Linked DNA regions of Homo sapiens: region 2 is linked to region 1. A link is a loop called in an ENCODE intact Hi-C map of the cell type or tissue named here. Cell type or tissue: IMR-90. All regions are shown on one strand. Each heading gives the region's core, and the rest is flanking DNA. Links, peaks and the distances in the headings are about the cores only.

Evidence for each region. Peaks named below come from ENCODE experiments on the same cell type or tissue, not always from the same donor. Only the 100,000 strongest peaks of a DNase experiment are listed, where the experiment ranks them.
Region 2: it touches region 1 in a loop (4-fold over the local background); 3 of 110 quality-filtered maps call a loop at or near these places.

What each region holds. Positions count from the first base shown.
Region 1 is chr5:156,034,331-156,039,718 of GRCh38, forward strand. It overlaps a transcript of SGCD not described here. Among named protein-coding and RNA genes, the nearest start is that of SGCD, 290 kb to the right of the region's middle. In IMR-90, for the core only: no CTCF peak of the experiment used is centred there; a DNase peak (open chromatin) is centred at 2,511; H3K27ac peaks cover 805 bases.
Region 2 is chr5:155,951,924-155,957,311 of GRCh38, forward strand. It overlaps a transcript of SGCD not described here. Among named protein-coding and RNA genes, the nearest start is that of SGCD, 370 kb to the right of the region's middle. In IMR-90, for the core only: no CTCF peak of the experiment used is centred there; DNase peaks (open chromatin) are centred at 1,618 and 3,138; H3K27ac peaks cover 1,966 bases.

The sequences.
Region 1 (5,388 bases), core at 162-5,161:
AGTGCGAGTCTAGATTTGGACTCTGAAGTATAAAGTACCAGAAGATATATTATCATCATTACATGAAATCAGGTCATGTAATTAGGTGCCAGAACAATGAAGCTTCAAAGCTTTCCTTTCCCACATATGAATGTGGCCATTTAGCTTTCCTAAACCTTGTTATCTTCATCTGTAAAAGAGGGCTAACCATCCGTAGTTCATATAACTCTGTACTTCTTTGTAATAGCACTTACTATAATCAATTGTGTCTTGTGTGATTTTGCTAAGTGACCAGTTATTCTCCTTCCCCCAGTACTGAGAAAGTTATTCTCAGGATGTGAAATTTCCAGTATAAAAACCAGGAAAGTTCAAGGCAAGTCAGAATCAGTTGGTCATGTGAAATTATGCAATAAACATTAAGAAACTGTTCAAGATGTGTCTCACCCACTAGATTTCATCCTTCATGCAAGCAGGAACTATGTTTGTCTTGCTGTAAGTACAGTGCCTCATGCATAGTAAGCACTTAGTCAATATTTGTTGGATAAATGTGTCATAGGATCCAATGAAAACTACTTTAGTTAAAATGTGTAGTTCAGAGCTTAGCATATTGTAAGTGCTTAATAAATGTAAGCAAGTTTTGTTATTTTCTTTTTGTGAACACCTTCTAATATCATACTTTTTGGCAATTTTTATAATACATAAATACCTTCTACATGTTTCCAGTGTAAGTTTCATAAGGCAATTAGTGAGACATAATGGATACCATTAGATAACCATTCTGTTATTTCAGGAATCAAGGCTCTTCAAAGGAATTTAATCCTAAGGTGTTTCTTAAAGTTTTCCTCGGTGAGTCTGTTTGTTTTTCTACTTTGAAATGCTAATATTATTCCCTTTTGTCTTGTGCATTTTAAAGTTTGGGATTGAATTCTACCATCTACTCGTGCAACTTTAACCTGCTGCCAAAGCCTTAACAGAGTGGTTAAAACAGTAATTTTGTCTGCCTGAAAAGTGGAATAGGGCCAGTCATGGTGGCTCATGCCTTTAACCAGCACTTTGGAGGCTGTGGCGGGAGGATCACTTGAGGCCAAGTGTTCAATACTAGCATGGGCAACGTAGCGAAACCCTGTCTCTACAAAAGAAAAATAAAAACATTAGCCAGGTATGGTGGCACATGCCTATATTTGCAGTTACTCAGGAGGCTAAGGTGGGAGAATCACTTGAACATAGATGTTTGAGGCTACAGTGAGCCATGATTGTGCCACTGAACTCCAGCTTGGAGTTCAATAGAGGGAGACCCTGTCTCAAAAAAATAAAAAATAATAATAAAAACAAGAGTAGAATGGGGTGGCTATTTAGGTGGTTCTCTAATGGCAGAGGAGAAATGTAATTTGCCTTTCTATAATCCAATAAAATGGATTGTAAAGTGACTACTTCCTGTTAACTTCCATTAGACGTGTTTCTGTGAATTATATTTAACCCATCTTCATTCTTGGAATAAGATCAGAGAAGGAACACAAAGTGATAATCTTGAAGCGTAGCATTTTGGTGAGCAAAGTATCAAAATGGTGTTTAGGAATAGTGATACCATCACAAGAAAAATTGCAGAACTGTTATAACTCTAAGAAATATTTTTTAATAGGGAAGCTGTTAGTTATATCACAGCTTTATAGTTATATACATGCTGGACACAAGAATGTGCTTTCACCTATATTATCTCATCTAAATCCTTTAAAGGCTTTTGTGATGAGGTTTCATGATCTCAGATAGACCAGGGCTTAGGGAAGCTAAATAAGCTGTTATAATTTACAGAGCTAGCTAATCACAGAATTGAGATTGTCACTAAATAAAACTTGAGTCTGCTTGCCTGGTGGGCTGAAAAAGCCAACACTGTCACCAAAATTTGCAGTGAGAGGTCATAGAGACTTGTACAGCAGGTGCCAAGCAAGGAGAATCAGGTGGCTAACACTTAAGATCCAAACTCCTCAGTGGCTTACAAGCAGAGTTTTTAAAGGCAGGGGTACATTTCAGGAAAGCAGAAGTTTCAGGCAAAATCATCAGCAGAAAGAAATGTTCAGGTCTGTCCTGTAAGCATGACTCTATCCAGGCTCCTCAGGAAGAAATTTAAAGCAAAGAATGACAGTCAGATCTCAGTCCTCATTTTCCCCTTATCTAAGGTCTATGGGAAAGCACTAGGCATTTTCCATCTGATGAGGGCCGAGGTTTCTGAAAGACAACTCAGAGACATACGTTAAGATGCTACCTTTGGTTTCTTTAGAGAACAAAACATCTTGAGACTCTAACTTACTTGGGTTACTGTTATTTAAGCTTTTTTTACTTTCTTGCTTCATGGGTTATTTATTCCCTTCCTCAATTGCTGGTAACAGGGCTAGCTAGGTGCCTGGAATTTCCCTTGGAGAGACTCAAATTTTCCTTTATTTCCATACTTGGTGGGGCCTGGTAGGTTCCTAAGAGTGGCTCATACTCTGTGTTAAGATTTGGAACCAAATATGCTTCACCCCAGAGCACATGTTTCTCCTTCTATGTCATGCTGCAGTTATTTGTTTAATAAATATAGACCAAGCTTTTTCCTGCCAAGCTCTTTGCCAAGCACTAGTGATTCAGGGTAGAGCAAAACAGACATGCAGAACCTCTCCTCATGCCACTTACAGTTTACTGGAGAGCTGGAAATTGATCAGATTGTGTCTCAGTGTCCCCATGGTTTTGTTTTGAAGACTGAATGAGAGTTGTAGTGCTTGGCACACATAAAGAGTGCTCAGTAATTTTTAGGTGACATTATTTTTATTCAATTACAACACAGACATGTAATTACAAATTTTATTACTTGCTATGATGGAAAAACATGTGGAATTGTAAAAGTAGATGACGGAGGACCAGATCTATTCTGGGAGGTGGGTGAAAGCTTCCCTGAGAGAGGCAAAAGAAGCTGGGGACAAGGAGCCATCTGAGCAGCAGGAGTGGCATGTGCAAAGGCCCTGAGGCAGAAGGGAACACTGTGTGTTCAAGGCAGTGACAGCAAGTGTGATGGAGCTGATAAAACAGTGCAGCTGCAGTCATTTTCTCCTCAATGTTTTCCCCAGTCCCAGGCATTTCTTCACATCTTTGCATTCCCCTGATGGCACCTGCACAGTTCTCAGGTCCTAATTCCCTAAACTCTGTAAGCAGGCAATTTGGCCTGTCAAATTGACCTAAAATGAAAGTTACCTACACAAACTTATTTAGGACACATAAAACATCTTGCATCTGTTGTGTTCCATCTTTAAAGATTCCACTCATAGATTAGGTAGCTTGTTGATGGCTGTGATTTAAATTCAGGAAGATGGCTCTGTCTACAAGATAAAAGATAATTGGGAATGAGTCATTGTCTTTTTAAAGAACAAACAGTGAGGTCTGGAAAATTTGCAGACACAGGTCTTGCACGTGTTAATTCCCTGCCAATGTAGACAGACTAGGCTATCTAGAAAGAAATTCCCTGGGGTTATTAAAGACCAAAAGTAATCATGCTAAAAAAGCTCTTTGAAGAAACATAATACTTATCATGTCAATATAATATATTGCATCTGTAGTAGCTACAGGGTGCAGGGAGAAGGCAAAAATGCAGGCAATGAATAGAACAAATAAAGTTTGAGGAGAGTCAAAGGTTAATGAGCCCCCTAAAAAGAAAACTAGATAGTACACAAGCCTTCCCGTAACTGTCCTATCTTAAACTTCTTTCATATCTGATATGTGGATTATTCTGGATCTGGTAGAGTGAAGATGGGGATAGAGACCAGGGAAATTACCTTTCTTATAACACCCAGAGCTGTTAGAGAACTTCAAATCATTAGGCCAATGAGAAGGCATCCTTCCCTGAAATTCATATCCTCAGCCAATCATGAGAAAGCATTAGATAGATCCTAAGGCAGGGAGACATTCTACAAAATACCTCACCAGTACTTTTCAAAAGTATCAAGGTCATGAAAGACAGGGAAAGATGAAGAGACTGTCATAGATTGAGGGAGACTAAGGAGACCTGACAACTAATTGCAATGGGATAGCATAAAGTAGGTCCTGGAACAGAAAAAAAATCAATGACATCTGAAAAAAAGTCTATAATGTAGTGAATAGTATTATGCCAATGTTAATTTCTCATCTTTCATGAATGCACCATGGCTATATAAGATGTTGATCTTAGGGAAAATTATTAGGATGTGATACATACAGGAACTCTGTACTGTATTTGCAACTTTCCTGCAAATCTAAAATTATTTCAAAATAAAAAGTAAAAAAAAAAATGGCTCCCACACACACACACACAAAATGACCAAAGCTTTCTCTTTACGAGTCAAGAAAGCAAAATTTACAGAGGCAACATGGCTACATAAAGCCTTACTTTGTTCCTTACTTTGTTAGATGGGGAATATGGGGATAAACAGCCTTTCTTCCTTGGGGATCTTTGCACTGTGTTTCTAGAAAAGGCGCAGAAGAACCTACAAAGGGCTCTTTCTCCCATACCACACATTGAGGCTGTTTTAATTTTTTTCCTGTCTAACATTGTTTTTACAAATATGCAAAGTGGTATATATTAGGTAAAAGGCAAAATCCTTAGCAGGGCCTACAAAACCCTGCTCAGTTTGGCCTCTGACCATGTCACCAGGGCCACCTGCTTGCTCGCTCTTCAATTCAGACATCCTCATCTTCCCCCTAGAAACAGAAATAGCCCTTTCCTGCCTCAGGAGCTTTTTATCAAGGTAGCATCCCAGTCCCCATATACGTAAAGACATTTGGGTTCTATCCTAAGTCAACTTCCTTTAAGAAGCCCTCCTTTATGGCCCACTCCACCACCTAGCCCTAAGAACCAATAAGACCATTTAGTTTTTGCTCCTGTCATACCCTATGCCTCTCTAGTGAATCAGCCAGCACACTTAGTTCTGCATGTTCATTTTTTACCTTCTACAGCATACTATTAATATATGCATTTCTAACTGACAATATTGATTTTCAATTTTTAAAGAAAATTTCAAATGCTGTTTGCTATTTTTATCTCTGTATGCCCCCACCCAGACCCCTCAGCATCCTGAATCAAAATTAAAGGCAACATCCTCCATTGACAAGGAAAGGAGCAAGCTCCTTGGGAGGTTTTGTTTTTGCATGATGGTATCTAAGCATGTGCTCTTTCTCACAAATTTATGGCTGGATTGCTAGGGTCTAATAAAGTACAGGCACATGGTAGATATTTAAACTATCTGTTGAATAAAATAATAAACTGAAAACTAGACAATTGAAACATTTGTCTGAACATCAACTGAGCAGTTAAGGAAAAGCAACACTTGGAAATCTAACTTACCTAGACTTAAAGAATTGTATGTTTTCTCATTTCTCATTTCAGCTTTTATACCTTGCAGGGTATCC
Region 2 (5,388 bases), core at 119-5,118, 82 kb before region 1:
ACAAATCAGAACAGTCTGTGACTTGATCTTTGACTGGATTCTCAGCCTCACCCTGGTGCTGCTACTTTAGCTGCCAGAGGTTCTTTCACAGGATGAAAGGGCTTATCTAACATCCTAAAGTTAATCTTTTCTTGTCTCCTTGATGGTAAAGAAAGAATAAACAGGTGTTCATTGTGTACCACTCTTTCTTCTTTGGGCTAATTGCCTCTGATCTTGGGGTGTATAGATTCATAAAATTTGTGCTGGAGTTTCATCTTTCAAAGAGAAAGACACAAGTAATTGGGTAGCAGTGCTTCTGAGAGTTTTCAAAAACCCCAAGGAGGAAGATGCTGACTTATATTGTTAAGGTCACTTTCATTCCCTTATTGTGAGTACTACTGACATGCATTATACTGCGTCAAAGTGGATGTTTTCCTGCTCCTGAGGAATTTTTTTTTTAATGTGACTGAATTTGCCTATTAATGCTTTATGTTAGTTGGCCTTTAGGTGTGGTGTTCCTATTCCTGTCTTTGAACAGGTCATTTCCTCCTAGCTCTTCCTCATTTTCTTGGTCACATTATAAATGTCCTCCACTTGTCAATGTCTGCCTTGGTCTTGCTGGTCCAAAAGACGTACCCTGTTTGAAAATGTGGTTGCTGTGATGCTGAAAACAGTCATGGGGAGGGCTGCTTGCATTCTGGTGTTTGGTATTTCACTTCTGTTTGCATCCTGGCGCTGTAATGAAATATCATGTCGAGTTCCCATAGGGCTGATAAGCCACCGTCAGCCCCTAAAGATAGCTCTGCCTGTGCATTACTGCTTTCCAAGAAAATCCCTGTCATTATGCAAAATGTTATGCACTTCCTTTCAAACCTAGTCATTTGCATTTTTTGCCTTTGAAAAGGCAAATTTGCTTTGAAAAGTGTAATGAAATGTGCCCAGATGAAAAATGGGCCCTGAGGATGGCTGGTGCCAGCATGGGGCTTTAATTAAATGATTAGATGGCAATTTGATATGACCAGCTTTTGAACTGCATCATGTTATCATTTAGCTTTGGGTGGGGAAATGCAGCTCGACCTTTAGAAACACTGAAAGATAATATGAACTTTGCTTTCAACCACCACAGAAATATGCACAGAAAGGCTTTTTTTAATTCTGTGTTCATTTTTCGCTGACCTCACTCGCCCAGTTATCAAGCCTCCTCATGCTTACTCTTCCTGAGCAAGCCATGTTCTTTCATGCTTCCATGATTTTAGCCGTCTGTTCCTTTTGCCTGGAGTTCCCTTTTTACTTCCTGCCTTTTTAGGGATCCTTATTGTTTCTTGAAAGCACAATTTACTTAATACCCTCCTCTGTTTATTGAAGTTCTTAATTTCCCTAGACTGGGAGCTAGTTGAGCTCTCCAATATCAAGAGACCTGCAAACTATAGCCTGTCTGTCTCCTGTTTTGGTAAGTAAAGTCTTACAGGAACATGATTGTACTCATTCATCTACACATTGTCTATCTCTGTTTCTGCTTTATTATGGCACAGTTGAATAGCTGCAACAGAAACCATGGCCTGCAAAGCCTGGAAAAGTTTGGGCAGATAAGCCGTTCATTCAATCAGTCATCACCTGCTGGTGCCTGCAAGCTCCATGAGGCCAGTAACTTTTGGTTTTACTCACCACTGACTCACTAGCATCAAACACAAGTCTGACACAAAGAAGCTACTTAGAAAGTACCAATTGTATATTGCAGTTGTGAGAATTCAGTGAGCTGATGGAGCTGTGATGTCTGTTAAGTGCTTTGTGCAAATTAGGCACTTAGTGAAAACTTGTTTGCTTTCAATTAAAGACCTCAGAGTTCCTTCCCTCCGACCTAGGCAACTAGGTCATCTTGTATTTCCTCCAACAAATTCATTTTCTTCGTGTCTGCCAGACTTAATATTAATTTTTCAGTTGTGCGTTAAAATATCCAATTTATCCTAAAGTTTAACCTAAAGATCTCTGCTCATTATTTTTACCTAATACCTACTGAGAATTTAATGTGTCCCACAGAGTGTGCTCAGAGCTTTACATCCGCTGCCTCACTGACTAGCTGGTGCCCCCATTCGGAGACAGATATTTTTATTATTTCGTAGCAGAAATGGAGGCATATTTAGGCTAAGAAAATAGACCAATTTCACAATTCCTGTCAAACTAAGACCAAAAATCTTGTCTATTGACTTCTAAAACTTGACTCTTCTCCATCATATGATCTAAAGACCTTCTGTACTGTTTTTCTATTTGTAAAAGAAAACAAAGCATTATTTCAAAGAGCGTTTGAAAGTATCCTTGTCTCATCAGTAATTATAGACAGGTTTCTGTGCAAGTTTCCCTATTGCTTCTTGAACTTTGACTCCTGAAGAAAAGGCACGCTTTTGCTTCTTAGGTCATAAATTCGCTTTCGACTGAATTAATTGCAGAAGTATGCACACTTCACACAAAGCAGCACATACACACGGAGTGTGCAGTAGCTAAACTGATGAGACATGAATCAATAAAAACAAAAATTAAATTAATACTGCAACAGCAACTTGAATCCATTTGATTAGCGATCTGGGCATGGGGTTAAAGCAATTCTTAGCACCCCATCTGTACAACAAGGATAAAAACTATCATTATGGGCAGCTTATGGGGTTCTTTTTTTTTTTTTTTTGGGTTAAATGACTAGAATATAAAACTTGCAAGGCATGGCTTTTTTGTCTGTTCTTTTGATAGAGGTAGCCCCAGGACCTAGAGTAGTGTCTTTACCAACTTTGTTCTATCAGTAAAGGTTTTCCAGAGAAAGAGAACTAACAGGATATGCTTTACCAGAGAAAGAGAACTAACAGGATGTATGTATATCCAGGAAGAGCCTTACTATGAAGAATTGGCTCATGCGATTATGCACAGTGACAGATTCCAAGATCTGCAGTCAGCAAGCTGCTGGTCTACGAGAGAGCTCATGTGTAGTTCCAGTATAAGTGCAAGTGCCTGAGAGCCAGAAGAGCCAATGGTGCAAGTTGCAGTCTGAAAGCAGACAGGCTCGAGACCCAAGCAGAGCCAGTGTTTTAGTTTGAGTCTGAAAACTGGCAAAGACCAGTGTCTTGCTCAAGCTGCCAGGAAGGAGGCGTTCCATCCTACTTGCAGGAGGGTCAGCCTTTTTGTTCCATTCAGATCTTCAATTGATTGGATGAGGCCTACTTGTGTCAGGGAGGGTAGTCTGCTTTTCTCAGTCTACTGATTCAGAAGTTAATCTTATCCAGGAATACCCTCACAGACACTCTCAGAAGAATGTTTGATCAAATGTCTAGGCACCATGTGGCCCGGTCAAATTGACACACAAAATTAACCATGACACACTCCGTAAGTATTTGATGATTTAGTAAGTAAATGAATTCAATAAATTTGAAGTATTTAGAATAGTGGCTGGACTAGAGTAAGTGCTAAATAAATATTATTATGAATTTTCCCAAAGCTATTTGAAGTATTCTGGAACTAGGGTTGGCTTATAGTTAATCATATACAACACAGCATGAAATAGTTCAGATTTGGGCATTTGACAGGAGCCTTTCAGTTCTAATGTTATCTATGCAAACACTTGATTGCAGGCTATATTGGAGACACTTTTATCTTTCTCATTTTTCTTTGTGAAAAATAATTACCTAACATATTATTGGAACTCTCATATGTGATGATAGTTGATGCCAAAATTGATTTAGAGTCAAGTATTTCTGTTGCGTGTTTGTGTGTGGGTTGTGTGGACACACACATGAGCATGTTGCCTGTATAGTTTATAGATCTGCCATTACTCTGATATACCAATACTTTGGTATTTGTGAGTCAAAATAGTTGTTAGAGTAACAGATTATGAACAGAAAAACAAAGATACGTCAACTAATAGTTGCCTCTTAATGATTCATTATTTACTTAGCCCTGTAAAGAAACTGAGGGCACGAGAAAAGAAAATTTAACATAGTCCCTACCCTCAAACAGCTTACTGAGTTAGCCCTAAAGTAAAACCGTAGGGACTTAAATGTAAAGTGTGTAAGATTGGCGATGAGCACAAATGTAATTCAAAGGAGAAGGAGTCAGTATTACTTGTAATAGGTGGAGGAGGCAGACATTGAAATAATTGCATTGCCACTCTAAAAATTTAGATTTCTTTTTTCAGTATCCCACTGAAATTGCTTTCTTGCTCTTCTTGTTTTTTTTTTTTTTTTCCCACCTCTCCCACCTGTCACAGCTTCCAAGTTCTCTCTGGTTCATCTGGGGTGGGCGTGCCTCTGGCTGAAGTATTCCTGCTCATGATTTAGACCCTTCCTGCTGTTTCTGGTAAATCACAGATATTACTAGCTTGCAAGAGGTGATTTTATTGACCTGGCAGCTGGCTTGTACAAAACTAGATTATTTTTGAAGTTAGGAGCATTTGTGACCAATGGAACACTGAGTTTTAAAAAATCAGAATAGATGTAATCAACTCTGAGGAGAAGAAATCAAAATTACAAATGCAGGGAGATTCTTCTCTGACGGATGATGGCTGCTCATACCTTGAGCTTGGGTAGATAATGTAGGCGCTGGCATTTATTTTCATCGTCCTGAGGATACTTACTCTATTAGTCTCATAGGGCTGCCATAACAAATTACCACAAACTTGGTGTTTTCAAGCAACACAAATTTATTCTTCCATAGTTCTGGAGGCCAGAAATCGAAAGTCAAGGCGTCAGCAGGGCCGTGCTCCCTTGGAAGGTTTTAGAGAATCCATCCTTGGCTCTTTCAGCTTGTGGTGGCACCAGGCATTCAACATCACTGCAGCCTCTACCTCCACCTTCACATGGCCTTCATTGTGTGTGTCTTCTCTTCTTTTTATAAGGACCTTTTTGTTGGACTCAGGGCCCCCCCCCCCGGTTAATCCAGGATGATCTAATCTCGAGATCCTTTACTTAGTTATGTCTGCAAAGATCCTTTTTCCCAATAAGGTCACATTTATAGGTACCGAGGGTTGGAACTGGATACATCTTTTTGGGGCTACAATTCAACCCACTTCACTTACCTTCCCTGCTTCTTGGTTCATTCAGACCCTGGGAAGGGCTGCAGTGTTGCTATCACAGTATGTATGGGGAAAATAGATCAATAAAGGTGACAGAGGGTGATAGGAGTGCAGAAGTGATGCGGTTTTGAATAAGGTGCTCAAGGAAGACTTCACTGAGAATGACATTTGATGAAGATCTGAAGGAGATGGAAAAGAGAGAGTCTTGCATGTGTCTGGGGAAGGAGCATTTTGGATGGAGGGAAGAGAAGTGGGGAAGTCTGCGTAGTGAAGGTTGTAATGCGCTGCTCAGATCCCCCTTCAGTGCTGAGGCTGCTGGGAGCCTGGGCAGGTGATGATGTTCAGCTGAATCCTTCTCT